Linked DNA regions of Homo sapiens: regions 1 and 3 are each linked to region 2. Evidence: chromatin loops called from intact Hi-C (ENCODE). Cell type or tissue: mammary epithelial cell. All regions are shown on one strand. Links, peaks and the distances in the headings refer to the core of each region. The heading gives the core; the rest is flanking DNA.

Region 1 (7,701 bases), core at 948-5,947, 770 kb after region 2:
TGTAGATCACTCAGGAGAAAGAATCACAGTGGGGTAGTCTTGGGTCATCCAATTGAAAGGCCTGGACTTTGAGGTCAGAGACAGTGGGCACTTGGGGAGCTCCAGGACAGAGAATATACATTCCACCAAAGAACCTTTCTGATAGAGTATGCATTCTGCTGGTGAGATACAGATAGAGAGCAGGATTACCCCATCACATCATTTTCCAGTTGGAAAACAGCCTGGAGTAGGTGTGGGCTTCCAATCTGAAGTGGCCTGAACAAGGGAAAGGGGAAAAAATAACATTAATTTAATTTTTATTTTGAATAACATTTTGTATGATGTCCAGTTATTGAAATGAGACGTTGATTGTTACATAACAAAACTGGAGGACTGTTTCTTACCTCAGAATTAACAGAGTAGAGCTATTGGAATTTCAGCAAATAAAAGAAATTATTCTAACTGGATAAAGTCAAAAGAAAGAGGGAGAGCGACTCGAATCAAGTTTTGATCTACAATAGGACATTTCCACATATTATTTCTTCTGCCAGGAATGTTCTTTCCTTTGTCACTTGCATGGTTGGCTTTTTGAGAATTCAGTATCAGTTAAGAACATGGGCCACTGAAAATGTCTTTTCCAGCTGGATGCGGTGGATCACACCTGTAATCCCAGCTCTTTCTGAGGCCTAGGCAGGTGGATCACTTGAGGTCAGGGTTTGAGACCAGCCTGGCAAACATGGCAAAACCACGTCTCTACTGAAAATGTAGAAATTAGCCTGGCGTGGTATCATGTGCCTGTAATCCTAGCTACTAGGGAGGCTGAGGCAGGAGAATTGCTTGAACCCAAGGGGCGGAGGTTGCAGTAAGCCGAGATCATGCCACTGCACTCCAGCCTGGGTGACAGAGTGAGATTGAGTCTCAAAAAAAAAAAAAAAAAAAAAAAAGCCTTTTTCTAGCTTCTGCCAAAAATATTGATAGATATATATTGATAGATGAAGAAAAAGGAAAAAGATGGCTTGGAAGAGAGAGAGAGAGCGACCAATCCACTTAGTGTTTTATTTATTTTCATATGGTATGTCACATTTTGTAAGTACATGTTTGTTTGTGTTGTGTAACTACTCCACTAGGCGGTAAGCTTCATGAAGGCACGAACTTTGTCCTTTCCGCATATATTGTTCACCTTGCACCAAGCTCAGTACACATGGTCACTCATTTGATATTTTCAGAATAAAAGAATTAATATTCTGGGATGTGCAATGAATTACTAGAATATTGACTTTCTCGGCCGGGCGCGGTGGCTCACGCCTGTAATCCCAGCACTTTGGGAGGCCGAGACGGGCGGATCACGAGGTCAGGAGATCGAGACCATCCTGGCTAACATGGGGAAACCCCGTCTCTACTAAAAATACAAAAAAATTAGGCAAGCATGGTGGCGGGCGCCTGTAGTCCCAGCTACTCGGGAGGCTGAGGCAGGAGAATGGCATGAACCCGGGAGGCGGAGCTTGCAGTGAGCCGAGATCGCGCCACTGCACTCCAGCCTGGGCGACAGAGCGAGACTCCGTTTCAAAAAATAATAATAATAATAATAATAATAATTGAATTTCTCAATAATGACACAAAATCATGTTTCAAATATTTTATGTTTGCTATAGATTATAAAATCATGTTTCATAAGGTCATGTTTCAAATAATGATTTTACTGTATATACAGTATTCTGCAGTTTTTCTCATTGTTATATGTTAAACATTTCTCAGGGGAAATTTTATTGAACACTATTATATGTAAAATATACTTTGTGATATGTCAGAAATTCCTTCTTAGTCAAAACAATTGTATGATTAAGATAATGAAAGTTTTTGTAGGTCATAAAACTATGGCTTATAGAGATTAAGTAATAAGCTTAACATTACATAGCTAGCAAATAGCTGTGTTGAAATATGAATCCAGTTCTGACTTAAACATCCATGTTCTTTGCCAGTAAGCTACAAGGTTCCATGTTAGCAGTGAGTATCACATCTCTGACTGAAAGGAGTGAGTTTAAGATCTCGAGTTTTTATTTTTTTACACATTTCCTAAATTTTTCTTAATGGTTAAATATTACGTTTTATTTCAGGAGGAAATAAGTGTTGACTAAAAAAAAAAAAAAAAAAAAAAAAACCTAAATTTTGTGTAAAATAATAATGATATTGTTAGATTTTAGATGTTTTTACCCTCCTTATGAAGACCGACATTTTAAAGTCTGTTGGTGGTATTACTTAGCTTAATTGTCCTTCTGTATCATTTGACATAAATTTAAAAAGACCAAATCATTTTAAGGATCCTCGTTCAGTTAGCTTTATCAATATTTTTTAAATTTCGAAATATTTATGTGTAGAAGACTATTAGGAAGTTTATTACATGAAGCATATTAATCAAGAATTCAAAAATGTACGCTTTAGTCACATAAATGGATTATTCATTTTAAATACATAGTTTGTGCATTTGAATTTATGAAAATGTTCCTAATATAGAATTAAAAGCCATTGTAGGTGGACATTAATCTATAGTAATTAGATTTGTTTTGTGCAGTGTTATACGTTAGCAATATTGAAATTTGTTTCTGTGTATTTTATTTATTTTACTGTGTTATGAATATATAATATCTCTACCAATTTATGGGGTACATGTGATATTTTGTTACATGTGTAAAATATGTAATGATTATGTCAGGGTATCTGAAGTGTCCATCAACTTGAAAATTTATGATTTCTATGTGTTGAAGACATTTTAAGTCCTCTCTTCTAGCTATTTTGAAACATACAACACATTGTTGTTAATTGTACTCATCCTACTAATCTATCAAACGCTATGTCTTATTTTTTCTGTCTAACCCTTCCTGGTAACCTGTTCACTCTCTGGTAACCAACAATCTATTCTCTAACTTCATGAGATCCACTTTTCTTAGCTCCCACATATGAGAGGGAACATGTGATATTTTTCTTTTTCTGCCTGGCTTATTTCATTTAACATAGTGACCTCTAGTGTTACAAGCATTGAAAATGACATGATTTTATTCTTTTTTAAAGTATTCTAATGTATATACATACCACATTTTCCTAAACCATTCATTCATTTCTGAACACTTAGACTGATCTATATCTTTGCTGTTATGAATAGGGCTTCAACAAAAATGGGAATGTAGGTATCTATTTGATATACTGACTTTTTTTCATTTGGATAAATACCTTGTAATGGGATTGCTGGATCATATGGCAGTTCTAGTTTTTGGTTTTTTTATTTTTTTTTAAATCCATACTATTTTTCATAGTGGTTGTACTAATTTACTTTCCCATCAATAGTGTGTAAGAGTTACCTGTTCTCCATATTCTTACTAGTCACTTTTATTTTCTTTTTAATAATTGCCATTCTAACTGGGATAAGATGCTATCTTGTGGTTTTTGATTTGCATTTCTCTGATGACTGTTGATGTTGATGATGTTTTTTCATGTCCTTGTGGGTGATTTGTATGTCTTCTTTTGAAAAAATGTCTATTCATGTCCTTTGCCTGCTTTGTAATGAGATCATTCCTTTTCTTTTTTGCTATTGAGTTGCTTGAGTTCCTTGCATGTTCTGGATGATAGTCCTTTGCTGGATGAATAGTTTGCAAATATTTTCTCCAATTTAACCTGCTGTTTCTTTACTCTCTGATTGTTTCCTTTGCTGTGCAGAGGCTTTTTAGTTTGATATAGTACCATTTATCTATTTTTTGGAGGGTGGCTGTATTTTTAAGGTCTTAGCCATACATTATTTGTCTAGATCACTGTTCTGAACTCTTTCACCTATTTCTCTTATGGTAGTTTTATAATTTTGGTCCCTCTAAAATTATAATTCATATTGAGTTGATTTTCTTATATGATGACAAAGGAGGGTCCATTTTCATTCTTTTTCACATGGATATCTAATTTTACTAGCACCACTTACTGAAGAAGGTTTTCTTTTCTCAAGGTATCTTCTTGATGTCTTTGTCAAAAATCAGTTGGCTATAAATATGTAGATTTATTTATAGGTTCTCCTAGATAATGTCCCATGTGCTGAGGAGAATAATGTGCCTTGTGTAGCTGTTATAATAAATGCTCTGTATATGTCTGTTAGGTACATTTTGTCTAAAGTACTGTTTAAAGCCAATGTTTCTTTGTTAATTTTCTCTCTCTTTTTTTAAAATTATACTTAAGTTCTGGGATACATGTGCAGAAGGTGCAAGTTTGTTACAAAGGTATACATGTGCCATGGTGGTTTGCTGCACCCATCAACCCATCATCTGCATTAGGTATTTCTCTTAATGTTATCCCTTCTCTTGCCCCCCACCCCCCAACAGGTCCTGGTGTGTGATATTTCCTCCCTATGTCCATGTGTTCTCATTGTTCAGCTTCCACATATGAGTGAGAACATGTGGTGTTTGGTTTTCTGTTCCTGTATTAGTTTGCTGAGAATGATGGTTTCCAGCTTCATCCATGTCCCTGCAAAAAACATGAACTCCTACTTTTTTATGGCAGCATAGTATTCCATGGTGTATCTGTGTCTCATTTTCTTTATCCAATTTAACATTGATGGGCATTTAAGTTGGTCCCAGGTCTTTGCTGCTGTGAATAGCGCTGCAGTAAACATATGTGTGCATGGGTCTTTATAGTAGAATGATTTATAATCCTTTGGGTATATACCCAGTAATGGGATTGCTGGGTCAAATGGTATTTCTATTTCTAGATCTTTAAGGAATAGCCACACTGTCTTCCACAATGGTTGAACTAATTTACACTCCCAGCAACAGTGTAAAAGTGTTCCTATTTCTCCACATCCTCCCAGCATCTGTTGTTTCATGATTTTTTAATGATCACCATTCTAACTGGCATGAGATGATATCTCATTGTAGTTTTAATCTGCATTTCTCTATGACCAGCGATGATAAGCTTCTTTTTAAAATATATGTTTGTTGGCCGGATAAATGTCTTCTTTTGGGAGGTGTCTGTTCATATCCTTTGCCCACTTTTTGATGGAGTTGTTTGCTTTTTCTTGTAAATTTGTTTAACTTCCGTGTAGATTCTGGATATTAGCCCTTTGTCAGATGGATAGATTGCAAAAATGTTCTCCCATTCTGTAGGTTGCCTGTTCAGTCTGATGATAGTTTTGTTTTGTTTTGTTTTTGTTTTTGTTTTTGCTGTGCAGAAGCGCTTTAGTTTAATTACATCCCATTTGTCAATTTTGGCTTTTGTTGCAATTGGTTTTGGTTTTTTACTAATGAAGTGTTTGCCCATGCCTATGTCCTGAATGGTATTGCTTAGATTTCCTTCTAGGGTTTTTATGGTTTTAGGTCTTACATTTAAATCTTTAATCCATCCTGAGTTAATTTTTGTATATGGTGTAAAAAAGGGGTCCAGTTTCAGTTTTCAGCATATGGCTAGCCAGTTTTCCCAACACCATTTATTAAATAGGGAATCCTTTTTTCATTGTTTGTTTTTGTCAGGTTTGTCAAAGATCAGATGATTGTAGATGCTCAGCATTATTTCTGAGGCCTCTCTTCTGTTCCATTGGTCTCTATATATCTCTTTTTGTACCAGTACCATGCTGTTTTGGTTACTGTAGCCTTGTAGTATAGTTTGAAGTCACGTAGCATGATGCCTCCAGTTTTGTTCTTTTTGCTTAGGATTGTCTGAGCTATATGGGCTTTTTTTGGTTCCACATAAAATTTAAAGTAGTTTTTTTCTAATTCTGTGAAGAAAGTCAGTGGTAGTTTGATGGGAATAGCATTGAATCTATGAATTACTTTGGGCAGTATGGCCGTTTTCACAGTATTGATTCTTCCTATCCATGAGCATGGATTGTTTTTCCATTTGTTTGTGTCCTCTCTTATTTTCTTGAATAGTGATTTCTAGTTCTCCTTGAAGAAGTCCTTCACATCACTTGTAAGTTGTATTCCTAGGCATTTTATTCTCTTTGTAGCAATTGTGAATGGGAGTTCGCACATGATTTGGCTCTCTGTTTGTCTATTATTTTTATATAGGAATGTTTGTGATTTTTGCACATTGATTTTGTATCCTGAGACTTTGCTGACATTGCTTATCAGCTTAAGGAGTGTTTAGTCTGAGACGATGGGTTTTTTTAAATATACAGTCATGTCGTTTGCAAACAGAGATGATTTGATTCTTCTCTTTCTATTTCAATGCCCTTTATTTCTTTCTTTTGCTTAGTTGCCCTGGCCAGAACTTCCAATACTATGTTGAATAGAAGTGGTGAGATATGGCATACGTGTTTTGTGCTGGTTTTCAAAGGGAATGCTTCCAGCTTTTGCCTATTCAGTATGATATTGCTTGTGGGTTTGTCATAAACAGCTCTTATTATTTTGAGATATGTTCCATCTATACCTAGCTTATTGAGTGTTTTTAGCATGAAAGGGTGTTGAATTTTATCAAAGGTCTTTTCTGCATCTATTGAGATAATCATGTGGTTTTTGTCATTGATTCTGTTTATGTGATGGATTACATTTATTGATTTGCATACGTTGAACCAGCCTTGCATCCCAGGGATGAAGCTGACTTGATCGTAGTGGATAAGCTTTTTAATGTGCTGCTGGGTTCGGCTTGCCAGTATTTTATGGAGGATTTTTGCATCGATGTTCATCAGGGATATTGTCCTGAAATTTTCTTTTTTTGTGTGTTTCTGCCGTGTTTTCATATCAGAATGATGCTGGCCTCATAAAATGAGTTAGGGCATTACATAATGGTAAAGGGATAAATGCAACAAGAAGAGCTAACTATCCAAAATATATATGAACCCAATACAGGAGCACCCAGATTCACAAAGCAAGTTCTTAGAGACCTACCAAGAGACGTAGACTCCCACACAATAACAGTGAGAGACTTTAACACCCCACTGTCAATATTAGACAGATCAATGGGACAGAAAATTAACAAGGATATTCAGGGCTTGAACTGAGCTCTGGACCAAGCAGACCTAATAGACATCTACAGAACTGTCCACCCCAAAGAAACAGAATATACATTCTCCTTGACACTACATAGCACTTATTCTAAAATCAGCCACATTATTGGAAGTAAAACACCCCTCAGCATATTCAAAAGAACGGAAATCATAGCAGTCTCTCAAACCACAGTGCAATCAAATTAGAACTCAGGATTAAGAAACTCACTCAAAACCTCACAACTACATGGAAAGTGAATAACATACCCCTGAATGGCTACTGGGTAAATAATGAAATTAGGACAGAAATAAATAAGTTCTTTGAAACCAATGAAAACAAAGACACAATGTGCCACAATCTCTGGGACACAGCTAAAGCAGTGTATACGGGGAAAATTATAGCACTAAATGCCCACAGGAGAAAGTAGGAAAGATCTAAAATTGACACCCTAACATAACAAATAAAAGAACTAGAGAAGCAAGAGCAAACAAATTCAAAAGCTAGCAGAAGACAAGAAATACCTAAGATCAGACCAGAGCTGAAGGAGACAAAGAGATGAAAAACTCTTCAAAGATCAATAAATCCAGAAGCTGTTTTTTTGAAAAGATTAACAGAATAAATAGACTGCTAGCCAGACTAATAGAGAAGAGAGAATAATCAAATAGATACAATAAAAAATGATAAAGGGGATATCACCACTGATCCCAAAGAAGTACAAACTACGATCAAAGAATAATATAAACACCTCTACACAAATAAACTAGAAAAT
Region 2 (7,701 bases), core at 1,184-6,183:
CCAGAAGCTAACTGTAACCAGCTGATTTAGATTCTCTGCCTTGCTTGCTTTTCCTGAACTGTTCTTCATTATCATGATTCTGGTGCTCACATTATCTGAGACGGCAGGCTTTCCAATATTTTTATTTAATTTTTTTCAGTTTGTACCTCTTCTGACTGGGGTAGTTTACTTGATAGTGTTTAAATTCAGTTTTTTTGGAATACTGTGATTATGACTTTATGAATATATTAGGGATAAACATGCTTCTGTATAGTCTTCTTAATATTTAAATGTTTGAAGATAAGGGATGAATTTGGAAACTGAATTTCTCTCTCAGGTTTATTTATTCTTATTGTCAATTGTTAGCTACTCAGGAATGGCTTTAAGCCAGAGCAGTTAATTCTTTTCTTACCTTGGTGAAAGTGGGATCCAAGACTTTCAAGAGTCAGCTGAAAGGGTGATGCTGCACATTCTATCACTGGAGAGGGGAGAAAGCAGCCTTTTAAACTATTCCTGCACTCAACAGTTTAGTTATCATTATTTTATTGAGAAGAATAACCAGAGCTTAGCCACACTCAAATATAAAAGTACTACTGGCTATGTGTTAAGTGTGTTAGTACATTATTTCATTTAATGCTTTAATTTCATTATTTCATTATTCCCATTTTTACATGTGGGGGTTCTGAAGCTCAGAAAGGGTCATTTATCTGCCAAAAAGTCACATAGCTTGTAAGCAGTAGAACCAATACTTGGGCCTCATGGACTCTGTAATGCATGCTCTCAACTACTGTGGTGATTAATAATAGCGCCCAAAGACAAAAATAAAGGAGTTAAAGCATTGTATCATTTTTTTCATGAGTTGTTCTAGCTCCATTACACAATGACTGTTTTAGAAACTGATCAGAAAATATGCCCTTAAATGATTCTAAAAATCCTTTTTTAAATTACATTTTAACTCTCAACTTGGAGAATATATAATAATCACTGGTGTTTTACAGTTACCAACGATGAGGCAGCAGTTGTGGTGATTATGAATTATTGCCTTAACCAATTTATTTTGCTGTATTTTTCTTTTTATATACGCAATAGACTAATATGTTAAAAAAGATCTCTGTCAAAGTAAGACTAAATGGCTCTTAGAATAAATGTAAACTATTTTTAAATTATGGGAAAGCAACTTGTCACAATTTAATTGTCAGTGATTTTCTCCTATTGGAACATAAAATAGTGTGTTTAATAACACTTTAGATTCAATAAAGTACAATATGCATTATGCCCATACAATGTCCATGCAAATCTATTAAGTAAAAAAGCACCAGTGCGACATTTCTCATTGTGCCTACTACATTGTAAATTTCTTGCCAACTGGATCATCTTTATATCCCAATATCACCCAGTGTAGTGCATGCAAGTGACAGATACTGAATAAATCTCTGTTGAATGAAACATGTAATGAGACTGATTTTCTTATATTCCCAGAAAGAGAAATTTAAAACAAGAGTTCCAAAAATATTTTACCAAGTGTCAGCATCATTATAATTATTGTAGAACTTCCTGTGATAATGACCTTGCTCAAAATATCATGCTAATTTTAATGTATTTATCATAAGGAGCAATGGCCTCCTAGAAAGAGCACAGTTTAGGAAGTTAGAAGATTTTAATTTTGATCTTGGCACCACCTTCCTATGACATCTTAGGTAAGTCATTTAACCACATCCTGAACTATAAGGATAATAATTAACAGCTCTCACAGCTATTGTACATGGTCAAAGTCATTGTGACTGTAAGTGAAATTATAAATGCAAAATCATTCTGAAAGCTTTAGAAAATGCTCACAAATATAATGCATTATTATAAATAAAATTGTCTTGATTTAGAGAGCTTGAAGTTTCCAACAGAGCTAATCAGAACCAAGGGACCCCAGCTTGTTACGATTATCATTAGGACAGGACTGGTCTAGTCATTTTCTTCTTGGCACTGTTCTTGGCAGGGTAGATGCTCAGTACATGTTTGTTTAATGAGGGGATACATGAATACAGAAGCAGAACTAATAACTGTAATAGATTTAGAGGACTATCTATGGACTTTATTTTCACAAAATTGCACAGTCCTTTGAAAAGGAAGTTGGGATAATGAGAATACCTTATTTCCCCTCAATGTGGAGCTGGGATTAAATGTCAGCATTGCTGGGATTATGCAATACATACTAAAAAAAATTACCCTTTTGCCCCTGATCTGATATTCTTGAAATATCTGGACAGAAACAACATTTTGTATAATAAAAAAAGTTTTGTCTGGAAACTGCAGGTTTCCATACCAGTAGTCACTATGTAGCTAATAAGATTTGGAAATTGGATTCTTATTAATACAGTTATGCTCCACATAATGACATTTCAGTCAACAATAGACCACATATCTGTTGGTGGTCCTACAGATTATAATGGAGCTGAAAAATTCCTATCACCTAGTCATGTCATAGGCATCATAATGTCATGGTGAAATGCATTACTCACATGTTTGCGGTAATGGTGGTATAAACAAATTTACTGTGCTGCCAGTCATATAAAATATAGCATATAGAATTGTGTATAGTACATAATACTTGACAATGTTAGTAAGCAACTATGTTACTGGTTTATGTATTTACTGTACTATACTTTTATTGTTAGAGTGTACTCCTTCTACTTATAAAAAATTTAACTGTAAAACAGCCTCAGACAGGTTCTTCAGGAAGTATTCCAGAGGAAGGCACTGTTATCATAGGAGATGATATAACAGCTCCATGCCTGCTATTGCTCCTGAAGACCTTCCACTGGGACAAGACATGGAGGGGAAAGACAGTGATGTTCATGATCCTTAGGTTAATATGTGTGTTTGTGTCTTAATTTTTAACAGAAATTTTTACAAAGTAAGTAAAAATAAAAACTTTTAAAAATAGAAAAAGCTTATAGAATAAGAATATAAAGAAAAAATACTTTTGTGTAGCTATACAATATGTGTGTAAGCTAAGTGTTATTACAAGAGTCAAAAAGTAAAAAAAAAATTGAAAAGTTTGTAAACAGTTCCAGTAAGCCAAGGTTAATTTATTATTGAAGAAAGAAAGAATTTAAAATAAATTTAGTGTAGCCTAAGCATACAGTGTTTCTAAAGCCTGTAGTTGTGTACACGAATGTCCTAGGGCTCACATTCCATTACTAACACATTCCGTTCCTCACTAACCATTCACTCATTGACTCACGCAGGGCACCTCCCAATCCTGCAAACTCCATTCATGGTAAGTGCCCTATAGAGGTGTGCTTTATAAAAAAACCTTTTATACTTTATTTTCTGTACCTTTACTGTTTAGATATTTTTAAATACAGAAGCACTTACCATTGTGTTACAATTGCCTTCTGTACAGTAACATACTGTTCAGGTTTGTAGCTTAGGAGCAATAGGCTATACCACATGGCCTAGGTGTGTAGCATACTATAGTATCCAGGTTTGTATAAATACACGCTATGATGTTCCCACAAAGATAAAATTGCTTAATGATGAATTTCTCAGAATGTATCCCCATTGTTAAGCAATGCATGACTGTCCTTTTTACAAATACTGCAGATAGAACTTTCATGTTTAAAAAATGTATCATAGCAAATTTGCTCATCAATCTAGCAAAATGTGCTTTTTTACTGAGATATAACTTGAACATTGAAATTAAATGTTTTAAATCATGTGAGTAATCCTGTCTCTCTTAAGAATGTCAGCACAATTAACAAAGGTAAAGTATATTTTTTCTGAAGGAAAATAGAATTGATTTATGAATATCATGCTGCCGCTTGGTGGCACTCTTTACTCATTTAAAGCAACTGTGACACCCAGAGAAAAAATGTGTTGGTAATAAAGCAAAGTGACAATCCAGGGAGAATTTCAATAGTCTAATTTTAGACATAGCATTCAGGTGTTTTGGTATTCTGATAGCTTGGATCAGGTGGTTTCTAGAGCTTGCCAGTGCACTGGAGGTCTAAGGGATGTCACTCAGGTTATGAAATGTATCAGGTTTGCATATAATGATATTTTTACTCTCCAAAATTTGGCATATTCGATTTACCTCTTTGATTTTCTTTTGTCTCCATTTTGGAGGACATGGTTTTTAAAGCCTGACGAGTGTATAGAGAGAAAATACATAATGAGTTATTTTCCATAACTTGGAAATAAGAAATAACTTGGATCAGTAAAAATTCTACAAAGTAATCTATAACAACCTTTTGATTGCTAGGTGGCTGAGCCTTATTTACAAATGAGATTTAGAAAAAGGTAAGGAACAGCTGTCATGAGCCAATTTATTCATTGAAGAGCATTTTTTAGGAAGTACAAATTGGGGTAAATGCACACATATAATGCCGAGTGGAGCAGGGTTGTTAAATCAGTCTGAATGCAAAATGTTAATAATGGCATCCTGGCCAACTGTCACTTTTTCACATGACCAGCCACCATTCCAAAGGTTTAATTTGACATCAATCATTTTAATAGAACATTAGAAAAGAAATTATATTAGAATATTGTCAGTGGGATATATGGGACTAGAATTTCCAACTCAGTCTATCTTGTTCTTGCTATGTATAAAAATACTCAATACTAACCATTTTTCAGCATTTGGAGTAGGAGGTAGAAAACATTAAAGACCCATGCCTATCTTCATTACAATCACAGAGTCTGGGCAACAGTCCCAGCCTCCAGCATAAAGAAGCTCCCAGAGTGTAGCGCATTAGTGAGTATAGTTCACCTTTATCAGCTGTGGCATCAATCACATTCTGATTAGTTATATTGGGTCCCCACCTAAGCCACTCAATTATGAAAATCTGTCCAAGGCAGAACTAGCACGCCATTGCATTTGAAATCCACTCAGACAATCACATCGATGCTAAGATTCTATGTCTCTCATTTTAGCAGACAAATTTCATTGAGAAGCAGCCACATATGTTTTGGACATGGTTTCTCCAAGTATACTCTGAGAACAAATGTGTTTCCAAAATACCCAGATGATGGTTAAAATGCAGATTTCTTGGCCCTTCTAAAGAATGGGAGTTAGCATAGAGCATCACCATTTTCAGGAAACTCTCTGAGTGATTCTCATGCTTACTACAGTTTGAGAACTACTGTTTGGTGAGGAACAACTCCTGTGACTATGTAAACATCAGACATAATTTCTTGACCATGCAGTATGTGTTTGCCACTGTTCATCTTAACAGTGAGTATGTTTCTAATTTTAGTAACTCTTTCAAGTTCTTTGGAACAAGGGTCTTGGATTTAAAACTATGGTGTATATCAAATATCACAGAACTAGAGTAGCTTAGAATTAAACTACGGAGGAATATTCTGATTGAATTTTTGATTTACCAGAAGTATACTGTTTTCACAAAATATCCAGGGATAATCGTTAGAGATGGTGCTTTCCCAGGAAAACTAACATTTGTTGATTATCTACTCTGCGGCAGATTCTTTATATTGCAATATTCCAATTACTCCAAAATGGTCTTATTTGATTTCCTGTTTATCTATTACATGAAATGATGTGAACATGTCATCATTTGAAGCTGGTAAAGGTTAATAGGGATTTCTTGCTCACTGTTAATCAGGTTCTCTCAGGGACATTTGAGTTATTATTGTTAAGATACACTTTGAAGGCTCTTAAGGATCTCTGCACCATTTTTAGCTGTCTTTTTTTATTTTGAAAATCTTGTATCATATGTATTTTTAGATACTTTTACAGTCCTTGCTTTTATCTTATCTTTCATTCTGAGCTCACAGTAACTTATGGCTTTGAGCCAAAATGTTCAATCATATACTTCCTTTTTAGAGTTTCTACCATGATATTTCTCAGCTAGTGTAGAAGTTTATGTCACTTAATGGGCATGCTTTGTATGCTGAATATGCTCAAATAGTCAAAAGGCACACATAATTGTGAATAGCAGAATCCAATTTTAAGTCTTATTTCATATTCCTATATTTCTAGGAGGATATCTTACTGCAATGTGACGTTTAACAAGAATAATTATCCCTTCAACTTCTGGATCACCGTGAGGGTTCATAATAAAACTCCTGGCTCCCCAGAAAGGCAACTGGGAAATCACGCAAATCAGACTTAAAGGCTCCTATTTGATTCTTACAAGAAATTAATTCCACAAGCACCATTGTATAGTGTGAGCAGAAAGAGCATTTCTAGGTTCCATCAACATTCTGTTCTGTACCCTCAACCTATTGACATGAAAGCCATGTTTCTAATAATTGAGACTGTTTGCTTCTATCATCTTTCTTTGAGACTTGCATACTGATGGTAGTTGGGAAATAATAGCTTCCATTATTTCAACTCTTGCCTGCTAATGAGAATCTGAAAATGATTTGAGACTAATTCCAACAAGGTCTCTCAAAATTATCTACTCTGGTGGCTGTAGTAAATAGTAAATATAATCTATTAATTGTTGAATTTCAGAATTGAAATGGGCTGTAGCAATCATGTTGCTTAAATCTTTTATTTTACAGAAAAGGAAACAGGTGTTAAAAAATTTATTTCACTGTAAAACCAAATTTGCAGCTTTACATAATAAAATGCTAATAATTTAAACTGCATAGGAATGAATAAAACTTGAACATTCAGGTTTATACTTGAAGGATGAAAAGTCTAAATCTGCCTTCCATTTTGTTTTATTGTCTTTTGATTTCTTTCTATAATTATTTATACTTAATCCACATTTCTTAAAATGAGATATTGATAAAAGCCCTAGTTTTCTCCAGTTGTTTTCATGTCAGAGAACAAATTCCAGGGGACAATATGCATTATTTTGATGATCGTAAATGGCATCACTTAATAGTATCCACCACAACTCACAATAATAATTCTCACAGATTTTCTTTTGTATATTCTGCTTTTCCTTGCCTTGGACTGAGAGCATTTGATTTTGAAGAGCTGACTGCTTATAAAGTTTACCTGTTTATGACACTCTGGCTGTGCTCTTGGTGCTTCTAACAGTCCCTGAAAGAGCAGGCAGATAAATTAACTTAACAGTGAGCCTGCATTGATTCCCTGGTGTGGCTTCATTGAGCTGTGCCCTGCAAAGGGCTGAGCTGGGTGTACAACAGGGATAAGGACATGTACAATGTGTGAGGGGGAGCTCACCAGTTGGTATCCCTTGTATTTTAGCCTATGATGTGTGGCATACACCATCATGCTGTGATTTTCATTTCTTTCCTTTGCCTTTCCATGTCTGGCCTCCCATACACCCTTGTCATTTTCTTCTTCACTGTGTCTTTTGTATGTGTCTCTCTTCAATAAAATATTCTACTCTGAAAGAATATGAGAGCTCATCCTGTCCCACTGCATGCCTATTACAAGAATCACTTCTATTGCATTATTGGTCAATACTCTGATTTGTACTTGCATATTTCTAGTACCAAATAATTCACTACTTTTCCAGGAATTTTATTACTGGGAAACTCTAATTATTAGAAAATATTTCATTCATAGTGTCGTGAAAATCCTTTCCTCTACAGTGGTTATCCTTTGGTTTTGTTTTCAGAAAGTATTCAAAATAAGAATGATTCCTGCTTTACATGGTAACTCATCATCAAACATTTAGGGTCAGCCGTTATGGCCCAACCGAAGCCCCACCCCCAGTCAATACACACACACACACACACACACACACACACACACCCCCGCGCTTCTTATGGCCCAACCGAAGC
Region 3 (7,701 bases), core at 948-5,947, 240 kb before region 2:
TTATCATTAACTGAATCTTCATTTTGAGTTCTTACACAACATCCAAGTGTTAGGGAGGAGAAATAATTCTCAAACTATTTCTCTCCTGACGTATGCTCAAATTGAAACAACATCTTTTGCTAAGGCTGAACCCAGTACCTTACATGTGTCATTTAAACCCTCTCAGGGAAGTTTTAGGATGGCTGTGCAAAACCACTGCGATGTAACTGAAGGAGCAAAATCTTCACGTCTGCACTTTGACCTACCTGGGCTGGCCTTGAGACCACCTGATATAATCCATGTGTGAAATCATTCTCCTGCTTTAGTATATAAGGCTGTGTGACACTTACCACCATGGATCAGAATTACTTTATTTTTCGGCTGGGCGAGGTGGCTCACGCCAGCAATCCCAGCACTTTGGGAGGCTGAGGCTGGCGGATCACTTGAGGTCAGGAGTTGAAGACCAGCCTGGCCAACATGGTGAAACCCCATCTCTACTAAAATATAAAAATTAGCCAGGCGTGGTGGCGGGTGCCTGTAATCCCAGTCACTCGGGTGGCTGAGGCAGAAGAATCACTTGAACCCCGGGAGGCGGAGGTTGCAGTGAGTGGAGATCACGCCACTGCACTCCAGCCTGGGTGACAGAGTGAGACTCCGTCTCAAAAACAAACAAACAAACAAACAAAGAATTACTTTATCTTTTATGCTTTTTTTTTTTTTTTTTTTTTTTTTAATAGAGACAGTGTCTGTGTTGCCCACGCTGGTCTGGAACTCCTGGGCTCAAGCAATCCTCCCGCCTCGCCTCCCCAAGTGCTAGAATTACAGGTGTGAGCCCCATGCCCAGCCTATTTTTTAATGTTTTAAAAATATATATATATAATGACCAGCATGATTTTCTTCATATTGCTGACAGAGGAGAGCAAAGTAAGTTGACTCTAAACAACAGGGGTTTGAACTGCGCAGGCTTGCTTATACGCGGATTCTTTTCAACCAAATGCTGATGGAAAACAGCATTGGTGGGATAGGAACCCTGTGTGTATGGAGGGCCAGCATTTCACATTCACAGCTTGGGCAGGGTCAACTGCAAGACTTGTGTATGTGCGGATTTGACGTTGTGCGGGGGCGGGGGGGGCGGAGGGGCCGGGGAGGTGTGGGGGGCGGGGGAGGTGTGGGGGCGGGGGATGGGGGGATGGGGAGGGGCGGGGGGCCCTAGGGGGTGGGGAGAGGCGGGGTGGGGAGCGGGTGGGGGGTGGCGGTGGGTGGAGAGGGCGGGGGAAGTGGGGGGAGGGGGGCGGGGGGGTGCGCGGTGTCCTGGGACTCATCCCTGTTACCCGCCTACCCTAAGGCCACGCACACCCAGGGACTGCTAGAATTCAATGAAGCAGGAGTTCTCAACACACGGTCACCCGTGAGCGTGTTACAGCTAATTCTTGGACCACATTCTAGACCTACGGAGTCAGAAATAGTGTGGGGCTCAGCAATCTGTATTTTAACAATCCTTAAAGCTTGAGAAACACTTCTGTTTAGGAATACTTTAAGTGTGGGACTAAGTACCATGAAATATCTTGCCTTGCTTTTGTGTTATCTCTGATCTTATAATGAAAGTATATTTACTCAATATATTTACACACTTCTGAGTGATTATTTTGAAAAGTCAGCTTCCTAGGCTGCTTGCATCAGAATCACATGGAAGATGTGTTAGAATCCAGATTCCCTGATCTCTCTGAAAGCAGGGCCTGGAAATCGGCATGTGAAACACATATCCTAACACATTTTCACATACACAGATGTTCCCGCTCCAGCGCTGTGGAGTTATTGAGACAGGTTCTTATTCTATCTTCTTATATTTTTGTTTTGGCATTTTCTTATTGTCTCTGCTGTTTCTCTGCCATCATCACTGTTATCCTTGGGAAAGAGCAGGCGATGTTGACTGATAGTGGTGGAACTGGGGAAGGTGATAATACAAGTAATACAATTTTTGCGAATTTGTTTTATCTACTTAAAACGGCTCTCTCCAGACCAATTTGCATGAAAAACAGGAAGCTGACTAAATTGAAAGAAAATGCTAAATCTTCAGGTTGCACCTTCATATCAAGAAAAATTCTATTAGGTACACACACAAGTAGGTAAAAACAGCAGGAGGCTAGTGAGGAGGTTGTGCAGTGGCCTCCCACACCTCCCACACATCTGCTTCTGCTTTTGTGCTGTACTCTCGGAGAGCTCCTACTGACCCAAATACCAATCCGGTGGACTCTTAATGTCTTTTTTTTTTTTTTTTTTTTTTTTTTTTTGAGACAGGGTGTCACTCTGTTGCCCAGGCTGGAGTGCAGTGGCCAGATCTCCGCTCACTGCAACCTCCACCTCCTGGGTTTAAGCAGTTCTCGTGCCTCAGCTTCCCGAGTAGCTGGGATTACAGGCACACTCCACCATGCCTGGCTAATTTTTGTACTTTTAGTAGAGTCAGGGCTTCACCATGTTGGCCAGGCTGGTCTTGAACTCCTGACCTCAAGTGATTTGCCTGCCTTGCCTCTCAAAGTTCTGGGATTACAGGCGTGAGCCACCGCACCCAGCAAGATCCAACTTTTGAACCAACACTTCATCTTGAGATTCTTACATTCCTTGCTGGTTTTAATTTCTTTCGTCCTTTAGCACCTTTCCAGCCTTTCTTATAGCCCCCTTCTCTTTGTCCACTGCTTGTATACTGCTTTTCATTGCGCTTTTTTCCTTGGCTGTCTTTCTCACCAATCTTTTTCTGTCTCTGCCTCTCTCTTTTCCCATGTCCCCATTTTCTCTCTTCACAGATTATTGAATATTTACTATGGGTCAGGCACACTTCTAAGTACATTACATAAAATAACTCAGTTAATTTTCACAACCTCATAATTGCAGGAACTGAAACAGAGAAGTTAATTTGCCTAAGATCACATGGCTAGCTAGTAATGGAGCTATGATCCAGACGCTAGCATTTTGGCTCCAGAGCCTATGCTCTTAATCATTACATACCTTCTTTTCTTAGTCTACAAGCCCATTTGACTGAGCTTATCCATTTTTTTTTTTTAGCTTCAACTTCTAACTATAAGCTCATTTGATATCTCTAATTCCAATCATGCCTGTCATCTGAGTTCGTCATCCCTGATGCTCACTGGACAACTTTACTAGTATTTCCCCATAGGGTATTAAACAGTTGATATTCCCACAACTGAACTCACTGTCTTTCTTGCCTTTAGCTTACAGTGTCTCCATTCTCCTTGTCACCAATGCAAGAAAACTGGGAGCCATCCTACAGTTATTTTGTCCAGTGTACTCTACCTCCTGATCATTTTTGTTTCATTTCTGTTCCTTTCTCTTCTTCCCTTCTGCCACCACAACTACACTTTGGGATTATAGTAAATATTTTTCTCATTCTTTTGAGCAAAGGATTAGTTTTTACCTTATGATATTGTGAGTCTTAACTGATGAGGTTCTCTTCTTTGAATTACCTACTCTGATGCATGGAGTCACATGTGAAAGCTACCTATTAAAAAAAAACTATAGAAACCTGGCTGGATATGGTGGCTCACACCTGTAATCCTAGCACTTTGGGAGGCTGAGGTGGGCAGACCACTTGAGCTCAGGAGTTTAAAACCAGCCTGAGCAACATGGCAAAACCCAGTCTCTACAAAAAAAAAAAAAAAAAAAAAAAAAATTAGCTGGGCTTCGTGTCGCACACCTATAGTCTCAGAAACTTACTTGGGAGGCTGAGGTGGCAGGAACGCTTGAGCTCGGGAGGTCAAGGCTGCAGTGAGCTGAGATCTTGCCACTGCACTCCAGCCTGGGCGACTGAGTGAGACCCTGTCTCAAAAACAAGAAAAAAAAAATAGAAACGTATGCAATAATTTTCTGAACAAAGTTCTCTCTTGCTACTATCGTATTCCCTTAGGCTCATTTTAAAAAACTTGCTTTCAATTCTATTTTATATTACTCTACCCACAATAAACTACTTGCAGTTCCCTCAAATTTGCCAATGTGTGTGTGAGTGTGTATGTGTGTGTACATACCTGGACCATTGCCCATGCTGGAATGCCCTTTCTCGCCTCGCCTACTTGACAAATATCTATATTTTCCAAATCTCAATTCAAGATCATTTTATTCTTGAAATTATTAATGATACCTAACTTATGCCACCTCAATATGCCACGTACACTTTTTAATTTTTAACACCTATTGCCCTGATTTGCTTAAATATTTCTGTCCCTTCTGAAGTGTAATTTCTGTGAGATCAGAGACTGTATCTCATCTTTCCATTTTCAGTGGCCTAATAAAGCTGCATCTTTAGAAGTGGCTCATGGAATGATTCTACAAATAATAACTGTCATCCTTATGGAGCAGGTACCAGATGACAATAAACAGGCCAAACTGCAATGACATCTCAGCAAAGCCCACATATACCACTTATATATTTGGGAGATTTTCATAGTTTTGAAATGCTTTTGAATCTTTTTAAAGCCCTGTTTCTCTGCAATAGTAATAATAATAAAAAAAAAACTCTCAAAACAAGTATGCGTTACATGCTGGTTCCAAGAAGGAGGGAAGCTGGGGCAAACCACATCCTGCTTTCAAAGGAACCAACAAAGACCATGAGTAAAGCATGAGCTGAGGCTGATGAAGTGCACCTGTCCTGTGACAGTTCATGAGCAGTCAGCCTCTCATGAAAGTGGCAAGTTCTCTGTATTTTTACATAGCCAAGTCAGGCATTTCTAGGCTCATCTGTGGGACGAGGACACAATAGAGCAGGAAATGGCTTTGATGCTCCCAGTTTTAGTTTCCTAGGGCTGCTGTAACAAGACACCACAAACTGGGTTGCTTAAACATCTGTATTTGTTTCACGGTTGTGGAGGCTGGGAGTCTAAAATCAGCGTTGGTAGGGTTGGTTCCTTTTGGAGGCCCTAAGGGAGAAACTGACCTGGGCCGCTCCCCTAGCTTCTGGTGCTTGCTGACATTTTTGGCATTGCTTGGCTTGCAGCTGCAACCCTCCAATCTCTGTCTCCATCATCAAATGGCCCTGTCTCTGTGTATGTCTAAATTTTCCCCTTGTTTAAACTTTTAATTTTAGGTTTGTGGGGTACATGGGAAGGTTTGTTACATAGGTAAACCAATGTCATGGGAGTTTGTTGTATGCATTATTTTATCATCCAAGTGTTAGGCCAAGTACCCAATAGTTACCTTTTCTGCTTCTTTCCCTCCTGATGCCCTCCCCACTTAAGTAGGTCCCAGTGTCTTTTGTTTCCTTCTTTGTGTTCGTAGTTCTTATCATTTAGCTCCTACTTATAAGTGAGAACATATTGTATTTGGTTTTCTGTTCCTCCATTAGTTTGCTAAGGATAATAGTCTCCAGCTCCATCCATGTTCCCGCAAAAGACATGATCTTGTTCTTTTTTTATAGCTGCATAGTATTCCCTGGTATATAAGTATCACATTCTCTTTATCCAATCTGTCATTGATGGTCATTTGGGTTGATTCTATATCTTTGCTATTGTGAATAGTGCTGCAATAAACATTTGCATGTGTGTGTCTTTATGGTAGAATGATTTATATTCTTCTGGATATATATGGGATTGCTGGGTAGAATGGTAGTTCTGCTTTTAGCTCTTTGAGGAATTGCCATGCTGCTTTTCACAAGGGTTGAACGAATTTACACTCCTACCAGTAGTGTATACTGATTGTCAGAATGTTCATACCTCTTTCCGTAAATATACTCTAATGCAGTATAACCTCATCTTAACTTGATTATATCACCGAGGCTCTTATTTGTTTCCAAATAAGGTCCCATTTGTAGGTTTTAGGGGTTCAGACTTGAGCAAATCTTTTTGGGGATACTGTTCAACCCACAATGCCCCACCACACTTTAAATCTCCTTGGACCACAAGGTCAGCATATAGGCTTTTCCACTGCTTTGTTGGAGGTGGTGGTGAGAGTGGCAAAAGGTGACCATGACCTGAGAATCTTGGGGTTCTGGGTCATGAGTCATCTCCCCATCTACCTGCTTTTAGATGGATGAGGCTAAAAAGCATTATTTATTTACTTTTATTGTTTAAGGTTTCTGAAAATATATTTGAAGTAAACACATATTTTGAATGTAATAATTTAAATTATTCTAAATCATATGTTTGCTATATAAAGCATTAGAATCAAAAGTTTATATCCTTTTTAGTTTTTTTTGTTTCTTTTCTTTTCATTTTTTTTTTTTTTTTTAGAGATGGTTTCTTGCTATATTGCCAAGGCTGGTCTCAAACTCCTGAACTCAAGTGATCCTCCTGCCTTTGTCTCCTAAGTAGCTGAGATTACAGGTGTGAGCCTCCATGCTTGCCTCCTTTTTAGATTTTTAAATTATTTATTTATTTATTTAGTAGAGATGGGATTTCACTATGTTGGCCAGGCTGGTCTCAAACTCCTGACCTCAAGTGATCTGCCCGCCTTGGCCTCCCAAAGTGCTGGAATTACAGTCATGAGCCACTACACCTGGCCTGATTTTTAAAGAATTTAAATGATGTCTCAAATAATTTAACCACTAGAAAATTAAATCAATGTGCCAAAAATCATATTTCAAAAAATAATAAAAATAAAGGAGAAAATGCAATAGATAAACTGAAGAATTAGAAAATAATAGAGCAAGAGGGCTCTTAAAGATTTTTGTTTAGGTCAATAAATCCTGCCTTCCTCAGTGTGTAAAGTGAGACCCATTTAAACATTTTTTTCCAAAGTTACCCAGCTAATTAGTGGGCACAATTTAGACTATATTTCAAGTTTTTTTTTTTTTTTTAGATGGAGTTTTGTTCTTGTTGCCTAGGCTGGAGTGCAATGGTGAGATCTCAGCTCACTGCAACCTCTGCCTCCTGGGTTCAAGTGATTCCCTTGCCTCAGCCTGCCAAGTAGCTGGGATTACAGGCGCACATCACCATGCCCGGTTAATTTTTTGTATTTTTAGTAGAGACGGGGTTTCACCATGGCCCGGCTGGTCTTGAGCTCCTGACCTCAGGTGATCCGCCTACCTTGGACTCTCAGAGTGCTGGGATTACAGGTGTGAGCCACTGTGCCCGGCCTATGTTTCAAGTTTTTAAACTTCTATGTTGTTATTCTTTTCACTATATCACAGTACATTTTGGTCTTTACTATTAGACATTCTGATGGATCATGTCAAGGTTTTTTCTTTTTGCTTTTCTTAGAGAAAGTCAACTTGCAAAAGGAATAGGTTCTGAATTTCCTGGTGTGTATTTAGGTTAGTAGGTAGGATTAAGCATACATTTTATTGGAGGGGCATGATGGCTCACACCTGTGATCCCAGCACTTTGGGAAGCTGAGGTGGGCAGATCACGAGATCAAGAGATTGAGACCATCATGGCCAACATGGTGAAACCCCATCTCTACTAAAAATACAAAAATTAGTTAGGCATGGTGGTGCGCGCTGTAGTCCCAGCTACTCGGGAGGCTGAAGCAGGAGAATCACTTGAACCCGGGAGGTGGAGGTTGTAGTGAGTGGAGATCATGTCACTGCACTCCAGCCTGGTGACAGAAAAAGACTCCGCCTCAGAAAAAAAAACAACAAAAAAAGTAAGACTTCCTGATAATAAAAGAAGGTGTTATTAATAATTATGTTAGGTCAACAGGTATAAATTGGGAAGGCTTTGGGCAAACAGTCAAAAGTAGCACCCTATAAGTCAATGTCATAATGAATAAAAATGCTTC

What was found. Peaks named below come from ENCODE experiments on the same cell type or tissue, not always from the same donor. Only the 100,000 strongest peaks of a DNase experiment are listed, where the experiment ranks them.
Region 1: it touches region 2 in a loop (20-fold over the local background); 23 of 110 quality-filtered maps call a loop at or near these places.
Region 3: it touches region 2 in a loop (6-fold over the local background); 2 of 110 quality-filtered maps call a loop at or near these places.

The regions. Positions count from the first base shown.
Region 1 is chr2:194,541,462-194,549,162 of GRCh38, reverse strand. No RefSeq gene overlaps it. Among named protein-coding and RNA genes, the nearest start is that of LINC01790, 190 kb to the left of the region's middle. In mammary epithelial cell, for the core only: a CTCF peak has its summit at 2,992 (motif pointing left); no DNase peak of the experiment used is centred there; H3K27me3 peaks cover 120 bases.
Region 2 is chr2:195,314,771-195,322,471 of GRCh38, reverse strand. All of the region lies in intron 1 of LOC105376755 (a long non-coding RNA gene), which reads left to right. Among named protein-coding and RNA genes, the nearest start is that of LINC01825, 210 kb to the left of the region's middle. In mammary epithelial cell, for the core only: a CTCF peak has its summit at 3,817 (motif pointing right); a DNase peak (open chromatin) is centred at 3,211; H3K27ac peaks cover 2,956 bases.
Region 3 is chr2:195,556,691-195,564,391 of GRCh38, reverse strand. No RefSeq gene overlaps it. Among named protein-coding and RNA genes, the nearest start is that of LINC01827, 14 kb to the left of the region's middle. RefSeq lists an enhancer at 4,732-4,781. In mammary epithelial cell, for the core only: no CTCF peak of the experiment used is centred there; DNase peaks (open chromatin) are centred at 3,091 and 4,601; H3K27ac peaks cover 1,350 bases.